Regions from separate parts of the Homo sapiens genome. Here regions 2, 3, 4, 5 and 6 are each linked to region 1. A link is a contact called in ENCODE Hi-C or POLR2A ChIA-PET data. All regions are on one chromosome and are shown on one strand. Each heading gives the region's core, a stretch centred on a gene start or an enhancer-like site at or near the end of the contact. The rest is flanking DNA. Distances are from core to core; before and after follow the strand shown. Region 1 has its middle 54 kb from the start of PKDCC. Region 2 holds the start of SOS1 (SOS Ras/Rac guanine nucleotide exchange factor 1). Region 3 overlaps MAP4K3-DT (MAP4K3 divergent transcript). Region 4 overlaps MAP4K3-DT (MAP4K3 divergent transcript). Region 5 holds the start of THUMPD2 (THUMP domain 2 tRNA and snRNA guanosine methyltransferase). Region 6 holds the start of PPM1B-DT (PPM1B divergent transcript).

What was found. Hi-C counts contacts between places; a loop is a spot of excess contacts on that map. ChIA-PET counts read pairs that join two places held with the same protein, here RNA polymerase II (POLR2A). Pooled maps may share reads with other maps.
Region 2: a map of CD8-positive, alpha-beta T cell shows a loop between it and region 1 (11-fold over the local background). The contact joins the promoter of SOS1 here to the enhancer-like site in region 1. A Hi-C loop is called at or near these places in 2 of 168 maps with a recorded cell type or tissue (CD8-positive, alpha-beta T cell and naive thymus-derived CD4-positive, alpha-beta T cell), 2 of 37 single-sample maps with no recorded cell type and 10 of 50 pooled maps.
Region 3: a map with no recorded cell type shows a loop between it and region 1 (5-fold over the local background). The contact joins two enhancer-like sites. A Hi-C loop is called at or near these places in 2 of 37 single-sample maps with no recorded cell type and 1 of 50 pooled maps.
Region 4: a pooled map shows a loop between it and region 1 (6-fold over the local background). The contact joins two enhancer-like sites. A Hi-C loop is called at or near these places in 2 of 37 single-sample maps with no recorded cell type and 5 of 50 pooled maps.
Region 5: a map with no recorded cell type shows a loop between it and region 1 (5-fold over the local background). The contact joins the promoter of THUMPD2 here to the enhancer-like site in region 1. A Hi-C loop is called at or near these places in 2 of 37 single-sample maps with no recorded cell type and 1 of 50 pooled maps.
Region 6: a loop to region 1 is called in a map of CD4-positive, alpha-beta T cell, with 6 times the contacts of the local background. The contact joins the promoter of PPM1B-DT here to the enhancer-like site in region 1. A Hi-C loop is called at or near these places in 3 of 168 maps with a recorded cell type or tissue (CD4-positive, alpha-beta T cell and naive thymus-derived CD4-positive, alpha-beta T cell), 1 of 37 single-sample maps with no recorded cell type and 8 of 50 pooled maps. POLR2A ChIA-PET finds 5 or more read pairs at or near these places in 1 of 52 experiments (activated B cell).

The regions. Positions count from the first base shown.
Region 1 is chr2:42,101,019-42,103,927 of GRCh38, forward strand. No RefSeq gene overlaps it. Among named protein-coding and RNA genes, the nearest start is that of PKDCC, 54 kb to the left of the region's middle. RefSeq lists enhancers at 1-66, 285-1,112, 1,037-1,556 and a silencer at 247-626. Within about 2 kb of position 1,418, at least 34 of the 41 ENCODE cell types and tissues checked have a DNase peak (open chromatin) inside an H3K27ac peak, as active enhancers do; they include CD4-positive, alpha-beta T cell and CD8-positive, alpha-beta T cell, where a contact is called at or near this core.
Region 2 is chr2:39,119,682-39,122,590 of GRCh38, forward strand. It overlaps SOS1 (SOS Ras/Rac guanine nucleotide exchange factor 1), which reads right to left and starts at 1,370. Exons shown (of 23, transcript NM_005633.4): 1 at 655-1,370. The coding sequence starts at 741. RefSeq lists an enhancer at 240-319 and a silencer at 520-1,239.
Region 3 is chr2:39,468,381-39,471,289 of GRCh38, forward strand. The region is part of intron 3 of MAP4K3-DT (MAP4K3 divergent transcript); the gene reads left to right. Among named protein-coding and RNA genes, the nearest start is that of MAP4K3-DT, 32 kb to the left of the region's middle. RefSeq lists an enhancer at 1,127-1,627 and a silencer at 2,480-2,529. Within about 2 kb of position 1,536, at least 15 of the 41 ENCODE cell types and tissues checked have a DNase peak (open chromatin) inside an H3K27ac peak, as active enhancers do.
Region 4 is chr2:39,491,321-39,494,229 of GRCh38, forward strand. The region is part of intron 3 of MAP4K3-DT (MAP4K3 divergent transcript); the gene reads left to right. Among named protein-coding and RNA genes, the nearest start is that of MAP4K3-DT, 55 kb to the left of the region's middle. Within about 2 kb of position 1,476, at least 6 of the 41 ENCODE cell types and tissues checked have a DNase peak (open chromatin) inside an H3K27ac peak, as active enhancers do.
Region 5 is chr2:39,777,823-39,780,731 of GRCh38, forward strand. THUMPD2 (THUMP domain 2 tRNA and snRNA guanosine methyltransferase) reads right to left here and starts at 1,436. Exons shown (of 10, transcript NM_025264.5): 1 at 1,292-1,436. The coding sequence starts at 1,417.
Region 6 is chr2:44,167,365-44,170,273 of GRCh38, forward strand. It overlaps PPM1B-DT (PPM1B divergent transcript), which reads right to left and starts at 1,428. Exons shown (of 2, transcript XR_940034.3): 1 at 1-1,428. PPM1B (protein phosphatase, Mg2+/Mn2+ dependent 1B) reads left to right here and starts at 1,511. Exons shown (of 6, transcript NM_002706.6): 1 at 1,511-1,910. RefSeq lists silencers at 1,212-1,541, 1,862-2,071.

The DNA of each region.
Region 1 (2,909 bases), core at 168-2,667:
GGGCCCCACGCGTGTCGTGCGCCACCCCAGAAGGCAGGGCCTGATTCGGATCAGCAGGGGCTGCAGGGCCGCTCTGCAGGTGGGTGACTCAGGCCCCTCTTGAACCCTTAGGCCTGAGGCAGAGACTGGGCAGGAGGCTGGGCGTGGCCGGGGAGCCCCTTCACGTGCTCCCCTTCTCGAGGGTTCACGGGGCTCTGGAGGCCCAGATGCTGGCAAAGTGGCGGGAGCGCTCCAGGGACGAGGACTCAGGTCGGGGCGCCCCCGCCAGCGCCAGGATCCCCGCTCACCCTCCGCCGCGCCCCGCCCCCGCCCCGACACACTGGGGGAGCCCCGCCCTCCCCGAGGCCCGCGCGGCGCCGCAGGAGGAATCCCAGCCATTTCCTCCACGCTGCGCGGTATGTGGCCTGCCCGCCGCCAACCGCAGCGCGAGCCGGTCCCCAGCCGCGCCTGGCAGCTGCCCCGGCTCCGCCGTGCTGCTCGGGATTCCGGGAAGGCCGCCCCCTCGTCCCGGGCCACCAGACCGGCCTTTCCAGCGGCTCCAGGCCCGTGCAGTCCCGCCGGACGCCGGCTACACCACGCGCCGCTGCTGGAACCTCTCCCAGCCCCGCGTGGCCGCCCCCGGCCCAGGCACCCCCTCCCCGGAACGCCCCCGACGGCCCCTCGCGTCCGAGCTGGAAACTGAAGTTGACGCTTGCTCCGTCACCCTGGGGCAAATTGCTTTGCCTAAGCCTCAGTTTCTCCATCTGTGAAATGGGGACGTTGGCAGGAGTGCCTGTCTCGTTGTGCTGCCCGAGGGGTGAATGAGAAAAGGAAAGCGTTGGACTACTGTCAACGCGATTTTCATTTCCCTAGGTACCACGAGGGTCCTGGCTTTTCGCACAGGATCTTAGCACCCACCCTGCCCCTCGCCTCTCCTCCAGCCCAGTTGCCGGTGGAGCAAGCAGGCCGGGCTTTGCGAGTGGGCAGAGGAGAGGGCTGGGGCCTGCCCAAGACTGCGCCCTGCACAGATTAAACAATGCCTGAAGGTCCCACGACACAGCCTTCCTCGAGATTCACCGTTGCCCTCTCCTCAATCACTAGGTTCTTGAAAGACCCAAAGGACAGTTATTTACATTTTTTTTAAATGATGTCATCGCAGTCTGAGAGCAGCCAGACACGTAGTGATCAGGGAAAGTCGAAAGTGCAGATGGGTTCGCAAACGTGGACTCTCTAGTTTTGGGTCTGCAGATGGGGCCGGCCACCACGTGCTCTCTGAGTTCTCTTTCCAAGTACAGATCCCTCCGGAGACGGAACATTGTTCCGCCTTTAATTCTTCCCAGGAGCTGCGGAGGAAGGCGTGAGAACCGGAGCCCGGGGTGACTTGCGGGGGAGGGGATCGCTTCCCCGTCGCCCACACCTGCCTAACCCACGCCCACGGCGGCCGCAAAGGCGACACCGCGTGAATCTGGAAAGCCCCGAGTTTCAACAGGCCCAACCATCGGCGGCTTTGCAGGCGCAGCACCAAGTGCTGCTCTGCCTGTGTTCCCCCAGACAGCCCCTGGTTGTGATTTGTCGTTTCCAGTCCAGCTAGAGTCCCAAGGCCAAGAACTAGACCCTTGCAGCGAGATCCGCGCCCCCCCCCACCCCACCCCGCCTCATTCTCCACAGGCGCCACAGCCACAGGCCGCATAAATAAATCCAGGTGGAGGCAGACCCAGAAACCCAGGTGCTATAAATATCCCAGCCCAGCCGGGAGACTGACCTCCCAGGCAGCCCCTCGCCCCCACCCGCCCTAGACCAGCACTTCCGGCCACCACAGCGCTGAGGGCGGATCTCCCCGCGGTGGGAGGAGCGGGCTCCACCAGGATGCAGGCCTGGCTTCCCTTTCTTTCTTCTCCTGGGAGCCTCTGGCGGCCCAACCTGAGGGCTTGCCCTCTTCTCTGGAACCACCTCCCTAACTCTCAATCGCATACCTCTCCCTCCCTCCCCCTGGTATTTTTAGAGAGGCCTTCTCTCAGGGACCCCATACTGCGACCAGACTTCAAGAAATGCTGACTTCTCTTTCTAGATGAATAAGCATAGTTGGAAGGCAACAACCTCAATCAGAGTTTACAATCTAAAATTTGATTCTAAACTTTTTCTTTTTGAAACAGTCTTGCTCTGTCACCCAGGCTGGAGTGCAGTGGCGTGATCATGGCTCACTGCAGCTTTGACCTCCCAGGTTCAAGCGATCCTCCCATCTCAGCCTCCCTAGTAGTTGGGACTACAGGCGCTGTGCCACCATGCCCGCCTGGCTAATTTTGTGTTTGTTTGTTTGTTTGTTTTTGTTTTTGTTTTTTTTTTTGAGACGGGGTTTCACTATGTTGCCCAGGCTGGTCTCGAACTCCTGGGCTCAAGCGATCTGCCCACCTCAGCCTCCAAACATGCTGGGATTACAGGTTTGAGCCACTCTGTCCAGCCCTTGATTCTACATTTTTAATAGCATTTTTTATGTGATTAAAACACAGGCTGGAGGCAGAGTAGACCTAAAAGAGGGGAAAGAAGAAGCTGAAGGCATATGCAAAGAAGAGATAGAGCCACACTAGAAAAGAAAGCTGCTCTACCAGAAGGCTGGTACCTAGGAACTCAGTGGGACTTTCTGAGCCCAGTCTCCTGGGTCTGGGACTTGGTGTGGTGCAGTTCAATAAATCCCTATTGTGGGGGGGGGGCGGGGTAGAAAAGATGTGAGATACCTTTCCTCACCCTTCATAAGGGTCATTGCTATAGCAAAAGACTGATTAACAAGAGAAAAGCATAGCAAATTTACCGAATCAAAGTTTTATGGGACACAGGAGCCTTCAGAAATGAAAACCCAGTGACCCAGGGAAAACTGTCTATTTTTATGCCTAGGTAGAAATACACACTGTCCATTCTTCGTTGAACCTAAGCAT
Region 2 (2,909 bases), core at 120-2,619, 3.0 Mb before region 1:
AAACTTAAACATACAAAGGCTAAAAATTCTTAACAAGCCAAATGACAGCACCAAGAATCTCGAACGCTGCAAAAACAAAACAAAACCCCCCTGAAATTGGTAGCATGTGCACCAGCCCCTGTTAATCGGAGGAGCGGGGGAAACCAGGAGAATGAGGAGTGAATACTGACGGCGAGCAGAGCAGGCCACGTTCCTACTGGCAGGCGAGCTCGCAATTCCTTTGAGCAAGCCTTACGGCCAGGGCATTCTCAAGCCACTAAAACCAGCGTACTGGACACCTAAAACGGTAGGCTGACAGCAGCTCCGGGCTAAGACCAAGAAGACGGAAAAGTGGCCTGCTTTGACCTCCGCTGAAAACTGAGGCTCCTCCAACTGTTGTTGTCCTGGAATCAAAGGGCAAAGCATTCACCTCTCAGGGGTTGGATTATCCGGATAAACTCCCCCCGGCTCCCTGCGGCATTCCCACACACCCGGTGGATGTCAACACCGAGAGCCAGCCGTATGAGGGGGGCCTCTCCGTGTGCGCCGTCCTTTTGGAGACGCGGCGAGACCGGGAAGAAAGACGGCCCTGCGCGCGCCCCGCCTCCCCAGCCCTTCCCCAGCGCCCGCGCTGGGGGGCTGCGGCCGGGAAGCGGGGTCCCGCGTGCTCCTCACCTTTTTCAGCGCAGGCACCAGTAGTCCCCGCCACTTGGGCGCGTTCTCTTCGCTGAAAAACTCGTAGGGCAGCTGCTGCGCCTGCATGGTGCCCCCGGGGCGCCTCTGGGCGGGGAGAGGGGCGGCGGCGGCCGGGCCAGGGAGCCGCGAGAGGGCGAGCTCGCAGCGCGGAACAGGGCCGCGGCCCCACCGGACGGCCCGGCCCCCTCCGGGCGCCGCGCAGCCGGGCTAGCCCTGGCGAGGGGGCTGGGGGGCGAGGCCCGCGCCTGGCCACCCACCCGACACAGGTACCAGCCGTGGAGAACGGACGCGGCCCGGAGGCGGCGGCATCCCGCACCACCGCCCCGGGGCCAGGCCCCCCGCCCCTCCCCGGCCCGCCGGCGCCGCCCCGGGCTGCCCTCTGCCGCGGCCGCCGCCCGCCCGCCGGGGCTGCACTCCCGGGCCCGGTCTGGCCCCGCGGCGGAGCTGGCGGCTGGGGGAGGACGTGTGGAGGGACGCTCCGGCCGCGGCGCCCGCTCCGCGTAGTTGGGACTCCGAAACGCAAGAGCCCCGGGCGGGGCGGAGCTGGGGCGGAGGTCTCGCGGGGAAGGGGAAGGACCGGAGGTCGTTGTTGGGGAATCTGGCTGCCCTGAGGTGCCGCCGCGGCCGCCGCCGCCACCGCCGCCGCCGGTGTAGCGCTGGAGCTTCCTACTAGCGAACTGAACCTGCTCGCTACTGAGCATGCGCTGCCGTGCTGGGCTGGTTCGCTCCGGGTTTTCCGGCTCCCGGTGAAGGAGGAGGAAAGCTCGAGAGAGAAAGAGAGAGAGAGACAGGGAGGGCGCCCGGCCGGGCTGTGGCTGCGCTCCTGGGGGCTGCAGGGGAGGGGCGAAGGGGCCCGAGAAGTCGCACCCTGGCAAAGTGGGGCCTGCAAGGGTGGGTGATGACTAGGGTAAAGAGGCTCCCCATTGTGTGGCCTGGCCGTGAGGGCTCCCACCCTTCTCGGAGTCCCTGGGCCCTTCGTTTCGGAAAGGGGTGTGTGTACTTTGTTCCTGAACACGAAGATAAGGACTGCCCAGAGCACGCAATGTATAGTAAACAGACTGGACAAAAGACAGGTGCTCTGTCACGAAACCTACTGCTCAGTATCTGCTGAGTAGTAGAAGTGATTGCGGTGTTTCTAAGTGGTCTTTCCACAAAATAATAAAATGTGTACGTGTAGTATTGATTTTGTGTGAATGTTTTAGATTCCCTCTGTTCATCTTTTAAACCCACTCCAGAAATGAACTCCAGTAAGCACTTTCCTCCAGTGGATATCGAGACCTCTTTTACAGCTCCTAGAGCACTGCACTTATGCCCCTCTCAGGGCGTTCAGTCTATTGTGTTTTGTTATCTTTTGCGGTTCTTTCGACTAGATAATAAACTGGAAGGCAGATCTTTTTCACCAGGGCCTCTACACAGTGTAGAACAGGCACTCAGTCAATGTTAGTGGAATGCTAAAGGAGCAGTATTTATAAACTGTCCCTCCAGGCCACTGTTTGTTTATAATAGGGGCACTTTGTGGCAGACACCTTATGATTTATCATTAATTATCATTTTTTTGAGTATCATCTCATTTAATCCCCATAGCAACCCTATTATTTTCATTTCACCGATAAGAAGGCAGTTTAGAGGAACTAGCCTGGGTTAAAGCTGACATTGTGTCCTGCTATTCCTGAGAACAGTAACCAGGATCACATAAACGAGAAAGGTTCAGTGGTTCTTAATCTTTACAGGACCTCTTTGAAAATCTGGAAAAACAACTCTTAGGTTATTTCCTTTAAAAATACACAGGCCGGCCAGGCGAGGTGGCTCATGCCTGTAATCCCAGCACTTTAGGAGGCCGAGGCGGATGGATCACCTGAGGTCAGGAGTTCCAGACTAGCCTGGCCAACACTGTGAAAACCTGTCTCCATAAGAAATACAAAAATTAGCCGAGCATGGTGGTGGGCGCCTGTAATCCCAGCTACTTGGGAGGCTGAGGCAGGAGAATCGCTTGAACCCAGGAGGCAGAGGTTGCAGTGAGCCGGGATCATGCCACTGCACTCCAGCCTGGGCAACAAAACCAAAACTCCGTTTCAATTCAAAAAAAAATATACACACACACACACACACACACACACATACACACAGACCGGCCGGGCGCAGTGGCTCACGCCTGTAATCCCAGCACTTTGGGAGGCCGAGGTGGGCGGACCATTTGAGTTCAGGAGTTTGAGACCAGGCTGGCGAGACCCATC
Region 3 (2,909 bases), core at 286-2,785, 2.6 Mb before region 1:
ACCAAAATGGCGTCAAGAGTGACCTCTGGTTGTCCTTACTACTACACTCCCACTAGCGTCATGACAGTTTACAAATGCCATGGCAATGTCTGGAAGTTACCTTGTATGGTCTAAAAAGGGGAGGCATGAATAATTCATCCCTTGTTTAGCATAATACGCCCCTTGTTTAGCATATCATAAAAATGGGCAACCAGCGGCCCTCAGGGCTGCTCTGTCCATGGAGTAGCCATTCTTTTATTCCTCTACTTTCTTAATAAATTTGCTTTTGCTCTGCACTGTGGACTTGCCCTGAATTCTCTCTTGCGCAAGATCCAAGAACCCTCTCTTGGGGTCTGGATCAGGACCGCTTTCCTGTAACAGTCCCCAGGCACAGAAACTCTGAGGGAATCAGACACTTAGTTGTCTTTATTGCTCCCTCTTCAGTATATAGAACAGAGCCTGGCACACCTAGGTGCAAAATAAATATTTCTTGCATGAAAGAAGTCCACAGTGCAGTCACTGGCTTTTTTAGATGGTTAGCTCACTAGAATTTCATTTTTTTTTTCTCCTCCTCCTTTACAAAAAGTTTTCAGACAGACTTTGGGCCTGCTGGGGCATTTTCAAAAGACAAATAGTCCTGCTGCTGCTCCAGAGGACCCACCGCCCACCTCCCAGTCAGAACTATGTCTCTCTGTTCTTGTTGGAAAGGGGGACACAGCTTGCTTTGCAAGAAACTTGCATAGGAAATGGTGCAATCTGGGCTGTTTTTCATCTTCTTTCAACCTAATTTCCTAAGTTAAAAGAAAGAGAAATTTAAGGAATCTTAGGAATATGAAACTTCTCTGGAATGATCTTTACTGAGCTGTGTTTGGAATCAGCTGAAATCCTGAAGGACTGTCAAGCCAGCCAAGAATAAAAGAAAATAAAAAATAACTTAAACAATCCTAGCCAAAATCTGAAAATGATATCTAGAGCAGCTGCTATTTTTTTCTTTCCCAGAATGGTTTGCCTTTCCCCCAGTTTGTAATTGTTATAGGATTGTTTTAGGTTATTTTGGAGTAGAAAAGAAGAAAGAAGGAAGGAATCGAGTGTTTTGGAAGTAGTATGATGCGGTTAGTTCTACCTTTTAAGCTTTATAATTTACACAGCTGTTGTACACATGTGAACTCCCTCTCATTAGGATGCTGCTGACTGGTACAGGAAGTTTTTATTCATGGCATTCTCCTTAGGAGTTTGTTTATGGCATTTAGGTCCTCTCCTGCCTTCCCTCCCCACCCCCACCCCAAATCAATCTATATTTGTAATTTATGGATGATCTCTCCAGGGCTTAATCTGTGGGGTAAAAGGCTGTCTTATCTGCTCTACATTTACTGAAAAAGGGTGCAAGAAAAACCGTATCTAGCTGGCCAGATGGGTAGGGAACACTTGGTTGCACTAAAAATTTTCCAGCAATGGTATCCCCAGCTTGCCCTTTTGCCCGAATAGTGCACAAAGTCAGCAAGCATTTCCCCTGAAGTGTCCACCTCCACACGGCCAAGACTGGCTTGGCTGGTTACCAGAGGCACTGAGAAGATTGAGGAGGCAGCTTATAGAATACTTTGCTTGCATCCTCGTTCTCATCCCATTGTGAGGTAACTGCCCCACAACTGAGCTAGATAAGAGAAAGGAACTGAAACTGATTTGCCCAAGGTCAGTCTGGGTGGATATTGAGCCTAGAATAAAGCACAGAATAGCTGCACCTGGGGCTGGCCCAGGGCATGCTCAGATGAATCACTGGCTTCACCAGAAATGCAGCTAGTCTGGAATGCAGTGCAGGGGCCCAGATGCCTGACACTGAACAGTAACTTAGAAAGGGGAAGGTCTTTTCCTACACATAGTGAAGCTTCAAGGAATCTTTAAGAAAATCACATAAGAAAGATGAATAAAAACTTTTTCTTCCTCCTACTCCTTCAACCCCTATTTCAGGTTCTTCCTTAGAGCAAACACTGATTTCAAGTTGGAGTGTGTCTTTTCATCTTTTTAGTTATTTATATATCTTTATTGATCTATCTGTGTACATACATCTGCATCTACATATGTGTGTATATGTATCTATCTATCTATCTATCTATCTATCTATCTATCTATCTATGTATCTATCTATCTATCTATATCTATACACAGACAGAGAGAGAGCCAGTGAGGGAATTTTGCTTTGTTTTGTTTTGACTGAAATGGTATCACACAGTGGATTGTTCTTCAACTTTGCTTTTTTTTTTTTTTTTAAGTTTAGCCATATCTCTCAGAGATTTTTCTGTGTCAGTACATTTTAGTTTTTTTCAACTGCTGCATGCTCTCACATAAGTCAGATGCATCACTAAGTGTCAGTCTTTCGATGATCATTTAGGTTGCTATGCTATCAGTTTTTACCACTATAAATAGTACTATAGTGAAACAACCTTGTACCTGCTTCCTTTTTGCACATATGCAAGTATCTCTCTACAGTGGATACCAAGGTGTGAGATTGCTGGGTCAAATGATAGGCGCATCCAAAGTGTGAAGGATTGCTGCCAATGTGTACTCCAAAAAGGTTGGCCAGTTTATATTCCCAGGAATACGGTAAGAGAATGTCTGTTTTTCCAGATGCTTCCCAACACATCAGTCTTTCTTATTTATTGTCAATCCAATGTATAAAAAATAGCATCCTCTTCTTTTTGTTTCCCCCCAAAACCAGTAAGACTGAGCATCTTTTCAGATGCTCGTTTGCCATTCATGTTCCTTCTTTGTGAATTGCTTATTTATGTTCTTTGCCCATTTTTCAATTTTGTCTTTTTTCTGGGGACATATAAAGGCAAGTCCTTTGCTACATACATTACAATACTTTCACCCAGTCTCTCCTTTGGATTTGAATCTCATTTTGTTGAACAGATGTAAAGTTTTGATATAGTAAA
Region 4 (2,909 bases), core at 226-2,725, 2.6 Mb before region 1:
CACGCCATTCTCCTGCCTCAGCCTCCTGAGTGGCTGGGACTACAGGTGTGCACCACCACGCCTGGCTAATTTTTTGTATTTTTAGTAGAGACAGGGTTTCACCATGTTAGCCAGGATGGCCTCGATCTCCTGACCTCGTGATCTGCCCGCCTCGGCCTCCCAAAGTGCTGGGATTACAGGCATGAGCCACCGTGCCCAGTGAAAAAGCTTTGATCCTTTGTCTTCAATTGCACCTATGAAAAGGAAGTTTCGTATAAAAGCTGATATAAATGGCTAATAAAGCAGAGAAATAGCTTAAAATTTGACTGTAGACATTTGCTATGTATGATTAATATGTATCAGTTTACAGTTAATTTTAGGAAAACTTAAATTTTATAAATTGCCAAGAAATCACCCATGAAAAACTAATTTTCACTTAGCGGTTTAATTTTTTAACATTAGGATTTTTAAGTTTCGCTAGTCTTATCATCTGGGACACTGGAATTTTGTCTTGTTGGAATTGCTGATTAAACAAAATAATTCTTCAAAAGTGCTTAGCACAATGTTAGGTAAATAGTAAGCACTAAGTAAACATTGGCTTTATTATTATTAGGTGGTCCTATACTATGATTCCTCCTATTTATATCACGTGTGTCTTGCTGCATATTTAAGGACGCTCCCATCTATATGTTTGGACTAGTGCAATAGTAAAGCTGCCAGCTCAGGTGAAGAAAACCATTTAAAAATTTAAAGTTAAGCACATGATGGAAAATTCTTGAATATGTGGTGAGTTAGGTATAAAAAATATAGGGGGATTGTATTGTTGAATACAAAAAAGCCATTAGACTATTTTAAGAATGCTCTCTTCTGTCATTAGGGCTTGGTTATGAATAGTATATCACATGCATGAAAGGAGGTGGTGGCTAGTTTCATTTCCCTAAAACATGTTTCAATGGTAAATTAGAGGCAGCTGTGGTTTACTGACGCATAAACCCAGTGAGGTCTATGATAACTAGTATATATTTACAGTTTGACTCATGGTGCCTGTCAGGCTTTAATCATAGGGGAAGAAGTGATAGTACTTAGACTTCACTGTTTAATCTTCCGTTCATTTGTTTTCCAAGTTTGTTTCAGTCTGTGGGCAGGTTCCCTTTTGATTGCAACATGCAGTCCCTATTTCTGCAGTTTATCTTCATTTGCCATTTTGAGAGGGCTATGAAAGTCCTATGATAAGCTCCTTGTTCTCCAAATCCATGCATATAAGTCTCATCGAGTTGGATGCATTCTAAAGACATTTTGAAATCACATCAACACTTTCAGATCAGCAAGTTATTTCTTAATAAATTACTGTCTTAATGTTAGATGCTATTTTAAAAACACGAAAGAGAGCAGTTTCCAAATATGTGTTACTACTTCCAGGGAATTGTAAACTGGAGTGTTTAATTAAAAGAAGGCCCTAAATTTTTATTATGCTGTCACTGGATATTTGAATAACTAGCTGTAAATGAGTTCTAGTTGTACAAAAGTGATTTTCTAAATCCAGTTGTCCCTATTTCAAAATATAGTTCTAGTTCCTGGGTGAAACTGAAAATGAAATGGCCATGTCTTTATAACTAAAACAAATTAGAGGGTTGCAGCAATAAAATGAACCCACAGAGGGGAAAAAAACCCTTTGAATCAGGTTTTTATTTTCTTCTCCTGAACTGATTGGGTAATTTACTCAACTAATTTTGTCTAGTCATTAGGAAGTTAATACTCCATTCTATAATTTCCTTCCACTCAAGTGAGCAATACTGGTGCATATAATTTGGATTAAGAACATTCCTCTACTCTTACAAATATTTGGATATATGCCTTGAATATGCTTCCTCATTTAGGCCACAGAAATTTATTCAAAGACAAATCAATCAAAGATAATAACATTAACTACTATTTATTAAGCATCTCCTTCATGACAAGACTTTTTCCCATATTGAGATATAATTGACAATTGAAAATTGTACATATTTAAAGTGTACAACATGATGATTTGATATGCATATATATCCATGCATATATATCCATATCCATATCCATGCATATATATGGATATATATGCATATATATGCATATCAAATCATGTCGTACACTTTAAATATGTACATATTTCAATTATGCATATATATGCATATATCCATATCAAATCATATATATATAATATGCATATATATCATATACATATCCATCACCTCACATAGTTACCATTTTCTTTTGTTCTCTCTCTCTTTCTTCCTTCCTTTCTTTCCCTTCTTTTTTATTTTTTGGTGGTGAGAACACTTAAGATCCACCCTCTTAGCAAATTTCAAGTATATAATATAGTGTTGCTAATTGTAGTCACATCGTTGTAGAATACATCTCCAGAATTCATTCATTTGGATAACTGAAACTCTGTAACCCTTTTCCAATATCTCCCCATTCCTCTATCCCTCCAGCTCATGGCAACCAACATTCCACTCTCTGCTGTTCTAAGTTTGACTACTTTAGTTTTTACATATAAGTGAAATCAACACAGTATTTGTTTTTCTGTGTCTCGCTTAGTTTACTTAGCTTAATGTTCTTCAGGTTCATTCATGTTGTAAATGACAGGATTTCCTTTTGTTTTGAAGGCTGCATAATATTCTGTTGTATATGTATACCATATTTTCTTCATCCATTCATCTGTTGATGGACATTTAGGTTGTTTTCATATCTTGGCTATCATGAATAATGCTGCAATGAACGTAAGAGTAGAGATATCTCTTAGAAATCCTGATTTTCCTTTTTTTTTTCAGACAGTCTTGTCACCCAGGCTGAAGTGCAGTGGCATGATCTCGGCTCACTGCAACCTCCGCTTCTTGGGTTCAAGTGATTCTCCTGCCTCAACCTCTGGAGTAACTGGGATTATAGGCATA
Region 5 (2,909 bases), core at 186-2,685, 2.3 Mb before region 1:
CATTTGTCTTTAGAGAAGATGGAGAACAAGCAGAGAGTCTTTCCTTTTTCTAATAATCCTACATATTAATTGGGCCAAGCTCTCTCTCTCTTTCATACCAAGCACTCTAAGTTAGCATTTAAAAAAACAAGCCAGCGCACCCCTATGTCATGGTCATATAGTGGGCCTGGTTTGAACATGATTATATACTCATTCTTGATTTCCCAGCTCGGGTTTGAATCCCATCTTTGCGATTTTCTAGTTGCATGACTTGAATAAATTCTCGGACTTACCTGTGCTTCATTTTTCTCATCTGTTAAATGTGGAACACCTACCTTATAGGGCTGTTGTGAAAAGTACGCAAATAAATATAGGGTAAAGATCTAAGAACATGTGCCTGACACATATTAAATGTTCAATAAATGTCAGTAGTTATTATATATTGATGCTTTTTAAGATTAGCTACATTCAATACTCTATTAAATTCTGTGACCCAAAACACAAGTGGCAGGTAGTCTAACAAAACTGACATAATTCTTCACGACTCCAACCTTTCACTGCAGAAACTCCTTTTGTGGGCTTCCCACACTGTAGGAGCTGCCAGGGTGGAGGGGTTAATTTCATTTAGGAAGCTCTCCTTTTCCAAGAGTACATCACTCACAGTGTCCCATACACCCCATCAAGATACCTTTTCTATTATACCTTCATCCCCTACTTTCAAGAAACCAGTTTTCAACATTCTAAAACCTAAACCGATGCTTAAAACCTTGTTCATTTCACAGAAATCAATAACAGATAACTATGAGGCCTGCAAGAGTATATTATTTTTCTGGCTGCTATTTACTGCGTGTTTAAAGTGTACTTTGCATACGCTATATAATTTAATTCTCACAACAATCCTATGTAGTCAAATACAATCACTGTCAAGAAACTAACAAAAAGTCAGGTAACTGAACTTGGAGATTATGTTTGCATTTAAAGAGCGAAGGGTTCTAACTCTGACAGGCCAGATTCTAATTACAGGCACTACTTACTACTTTAAAGAATCCAGGAAATAACTTGCCTCAACACCTCTCTTAAAAACTTGAGCCCTGAGAAGTGAGGAACTGGATTTGCTATACAAGGAAAGAAAGGAATGGTGGCTTCTCTCGGCCGGAGCGGAAGCGCCTGCCAGTCAACCTCGGGGGTCGGCGACCGTCGCGTGGAACAGAGAGGGGCGCCAGCGACGCTTTCCCGCGTCCACGACTGGGGTGGGCAACAGGGCAGGGACAGGGCCGCCCACCTCCCCAGGCGCGCAGCGAGGCCAACTCACCTGCGTGGCCGCCAGCCGCGCCCGCACCTCTCGCATTACGAACGGCTCCAGGCCGCGACCCGCAGTGCAGAAGAATCGGGCGCCAGCCTCAGGCCCGGACCCTGGCTCTCCACGCGCCTCCGACATGGCGGCTCAGGCGCGCCCTCGCGCCTTCGGGTCACGTGGCCTCGGGCGCGAGCGGCTCGCTCCTGGAGGCGGCGCGCAGGGGCGTGTGATGCCAAAGGGGAGAGGGAGAGGGAGAGGGAGAGGGGGAGGGGGAGAGGGAGGGGGAAGGAGAGGGTGAGAGAGACGGAGAGCCTGGGAGGGTCGCATCAGCCCTCTGTGGCCCCTATGGGTCTTCCTGGTTGACCATCTGTCCCCTCCTTGATTAGGCACCAGAATGGGTTAGAATCACAGGTGGAAGGGTTAGAATTGATAATTCAGTCCAGTTGCCTTATTTTGTAGATTGAGGAAATTAATGCCCAGAGAGGTCAAGAGACAGCGAGTTAGCAGCACAGCTGAGGCTGGAGCCTAGATTTCTCCCTATCTAACATAATGCCTTTTCCTCCATTCCTCCCAACTCCGTCCTCTTCCTGTCCTTCATTCCTCTCCTCTACTCTTCTCATAGAAGGAGCCCTGGTCTGTTTTCACAAAGAATCGGGCCAAACGTTGGAATCTCCAGGACGGAGAGCAGAAGTTCCTGTTCTCTAACAAACGTCTGCGTTCTGAAACAGCTCATATTTCTTGCACTACTTAGTTAACCATCCAGCCATAGATGAATCAATGTGCCATCTAGTTTTGGGCACCTGATTTGAATGGTTCTCCTAACGGTATTTGAAGGCATTTTTCTAAACTCTGAATTTTAAAATGGAAATGAAAATATTACTTGGGAAGCATAGACAGAATCCATGTTACAAGATAAACAGCGTGAAATTAGCTCTGTAGCTGTATATTGAGTCAGTTATACAGAAATGATAAATGCATGTGTGTCTCTGACAAGGGGCTGTCCTGTGCTTCAGAATGGGATGTTAAGGTGAAGAACTGATACTCCCTCACCTCCCCCGACACTCCCACACACACCCCCGCCCCCACCCAGCTCATGCTCTACTGGGCCGTACAGTAAAAATTCTTCATGGAGTCACATAACATGAGCTTTTCCAAGGTTCAGTCCTAAGACTCTTCTGATGCTGCTTTTTATTTTTTATTTTTTGCGACAGGGTCTCCCTCTGTCGCCCAGGCTGGAGCGCAGTGACGTGATCTTGGCTCACTGCAGCCTCCACCTCCTGAGCTCCAGTAATCCTCCCACCTCAGCCTGTCCAGTAGCTGGGACCACAGGCAAGCCCCACCACACCGGGCTAATTTTTGTATTTTTTGTAGAGAAGGGGTTTCACCATGTTGGCCAGGCTGGTCTCGAACTCCTGAGATCAAGCGATCCGCCTGCCTCGGCCTCCCAAAGTGCTGGGATTACAGGCACCCAGCCCTCACACACTACCGTTTTGATGAATTCTTTTCTTGCCCTCAGACACATGTTTTCCTTTTCTGGGCTACTGCCGTAGTTCATTTTAACTTCTCTATACTTTGGGGTTCTGACTGTCAAGTCTGTCTGGGGAGGACAGGAACCCTCTTTAGTTCTCTCTAC
Region 6 (2,909 bases), core at 178-2,677, 2.1 Mb after region 1:
GGAGTCATGTCCACTTTCCCCATCGGCCTGTTAAACCCCTATCATTCATTCTTGACTCATCCTGTGTCTTTGTGAAGCCTTTCTTGGTAAACCTATGCACAAGGAAGACCCTTTATGTCGTCACCAGCCCTTGTGCATGTTTCAATTGTAGTACCTATCATCTTGTACTGCGATTGCCTAATTTATTTTTGTATCTCCAGTTCTACATACAGTACCTGGCAAACAGTAGGCGCTCAATAACTGCGAAATGAACAAGTCCATGTCAAGAGACTAGGCTGGGAGTTTTAATATCAATGCCGACTGAGAAACAAAATACGGAAATGTCAAGGGCTGGTATAAAAATAATCTCTAATAGCACAAAATCCTCCTGAAGGGAACACCTGTCCCACTTTCTCACGTTGCTTTCCAGGTTCTTCCGACACCCCAATTTCCCGCCCACTCTTCTCCCTCCGGGGTACAGGTCAGGCAGGTATCCCAGCTCGGCGGCTCTGATAGGTCGGCGATGATTTCATTGTTAGGGAACATCCGGGCCTTTCCCCTCCCCGCAACACCTCCCCAGAGCCCGGCCTTCCCAGTTTCCCACTCTCGCCTGCGCCCCACCCGCGGCTGAAGCAAAACAACCGCCTCTCCCCTGCCCACTTCTTGTCCTCGTCTGAGTCGTCCCTTCCCGTCTCCACGCCGAAGAGAGGCGTTTAGATCCTCCAATGAGGGCCTAGGAGGACTTTCTTAGCCAATCAGTAGCCAAGCCCCTGCAATTCCGGGTGGGACCAGGCGTCCACACCTATAGCTGGACTGCTCGTTGGTCCCTTATGGCGCTTCTTTTACGCGAGGCTTAGAGGTCAAATACAAGGGGGCACGGTCCTCACAGAACGGAAAGGATCCGTACAGACTCTCCGGGTTTGACCGTTTTCTAGGACGAACCAATCGCTTTCCAGATACTTCCCCGCCTTTTGCGCGTTCATTTGAAAAAAGCCGGTGTGACGGACTTGGAAATTGGCTCAGTGACTGACCCGCAAGAAAGCCAGTGACTGGGGGTTCGGATCACGAGTTGGACCAATAAGAAAAGACAATCGCTGGGGCCGGGGCTTTGCTAGGAGGAGCGCAGGTGGGCGTTATTTGATTGACGGAGGGCTCTACTTATGGCTGGTAGCGGGGGCTGGTCCCTGACGTTCGGGAGGTAGGACCTAGCGGAGGCGGGGCCGAATAAAGTAAATGGTAATAAAGGGTTGGGTCTCACTTAGTGGGCGGTGTTTGATGGACAGCTGACCTTGCCTATTGAAAGTAGCCACTGATGCCCAATGGGAAATTAGAAACCCAGAGGCGGGGCCGGGTGGGCGGGGTAAACGAAGTACGGAGGTGCCGAGGGAGCAGCACGGGGAGGGGGAGCGGTGATTGACAAGACTCCCAGCAAACCGGGGGCCGTGAGAGGGCGCGCGGCATCCCAGTGGGTGGCAGCTGGAGGCGGGGCACCCTGAGGGGCGGGGAAGGACTAGGGTGCGGGGAGGGGGTTGCAAAAGGAGCCGAGCGGCTTCTGCTCAATGGCGGAAAAGCCGCCGGTGCTCTGACGGCCTCGTTCCCCTAGCAGTTGCGGGGGAGTTTCCTGCCGGCGCGGCTGGAGTCTCTGATTCTCAGGGTTCGGTGGTTGGAAGATGCTCCAGAGAGACGAGGCTGCGGCGGAGGAGGTGGCGGCGGCCGAATCGGCAACGGCGCTAGGGTGGAGAGAAGGCGGCATCGGCGGCGGCGGCGGCGTGAGGGGCCGGGCGGTGTAAACAGCCCCGGAGGCGGCGGTCGAGACCCCGAGGGGGAAGCGGCGGCTGAGTCAGGGTCGCGCCTCCGTTGGAAACTTGGGCTGAGTACCGCGGCGGGCGCGAGCGAGGCGCCCTAGACATCTTCTCCCTCCCTTGCCTCAGGTAAGGCCGCCCGGCACCCCGCCGGAGGGGAAGCGGCTGACCGGCCGCGCCGCCGAGGCCCCGGGCCCTGGGCAGGTTTTCGCGGTGCTGCCGAGCCGCGGCCGGGGCCTCTGTCCTTCCGAATCCTCGCTGCTTTCCCTGCTGCCGCGGAGCCTAGGCAGGGGAACGCCGGGCCTGGCTCTCGGGTATAGGCCCCTTCCCCGGCCGCCGCCTCCGCTGGGCTGAGGTCTGGGAGAGGCGCAGGGAGAGAATGGGAGTTTGCTGGAACGCCTGGAAGCTGACTGATTCTCTCTTCCCTCCGCTTCAGTCTGCAAGCATCTCTTTCACACGAAAGCACTGGGGCTACCCCAAGCCTTGGCGCTTCTCTTCCTGGTGCATGCCCTGTTTGAAAACACTATCTTTTACCATTCGTTTCCTCATCAGCTTCTGCCCTACTCTGCGCTCCACTTCACTTCCTTGTTAAATCGTCTTTCTCTGCTGTCTATGCGTTCTACCCTCGCCTTCCCTCCTTAGTGGCTTTAAATTGTGTGTTTCTCTTTTCTTCGTACCCCGGCATCTCTTGCCTGTCTTCCCTAGCACCATCCTTTTCGGATGTCATTCCTAACAGTGAAGTTCTTAATTGAAACTGCCACTTATTGTCAGTACCCCAAATCTACCGGAGCCCCATTAAGAGTATAGACTGACTAGCCATATGTGGTAAATCAGTTTTTCATAGTTTAAGCCTAACAACCTTGAAAAAATTGTATTATTAAACGTAAAGTGTGAAAATAACACCGAAAATAATTTTTTAAATGAAGGACTCAGTGAGTGTTGGAAATAGTTATTTCTTCATTTTTTAAACTTGCATGACCTCTCATATCAGATTTAGCAGATCTGGGACGTTTGCCCATCTTATTCGGCAAAAAAAGTGCTTCTTAGGCGTTTGATAGCAGCCCAAATTCATCAATATTCAATTTCTTCTAAGAACAACTTGAAAACTTTTTTAAAAAGAGACGTTAA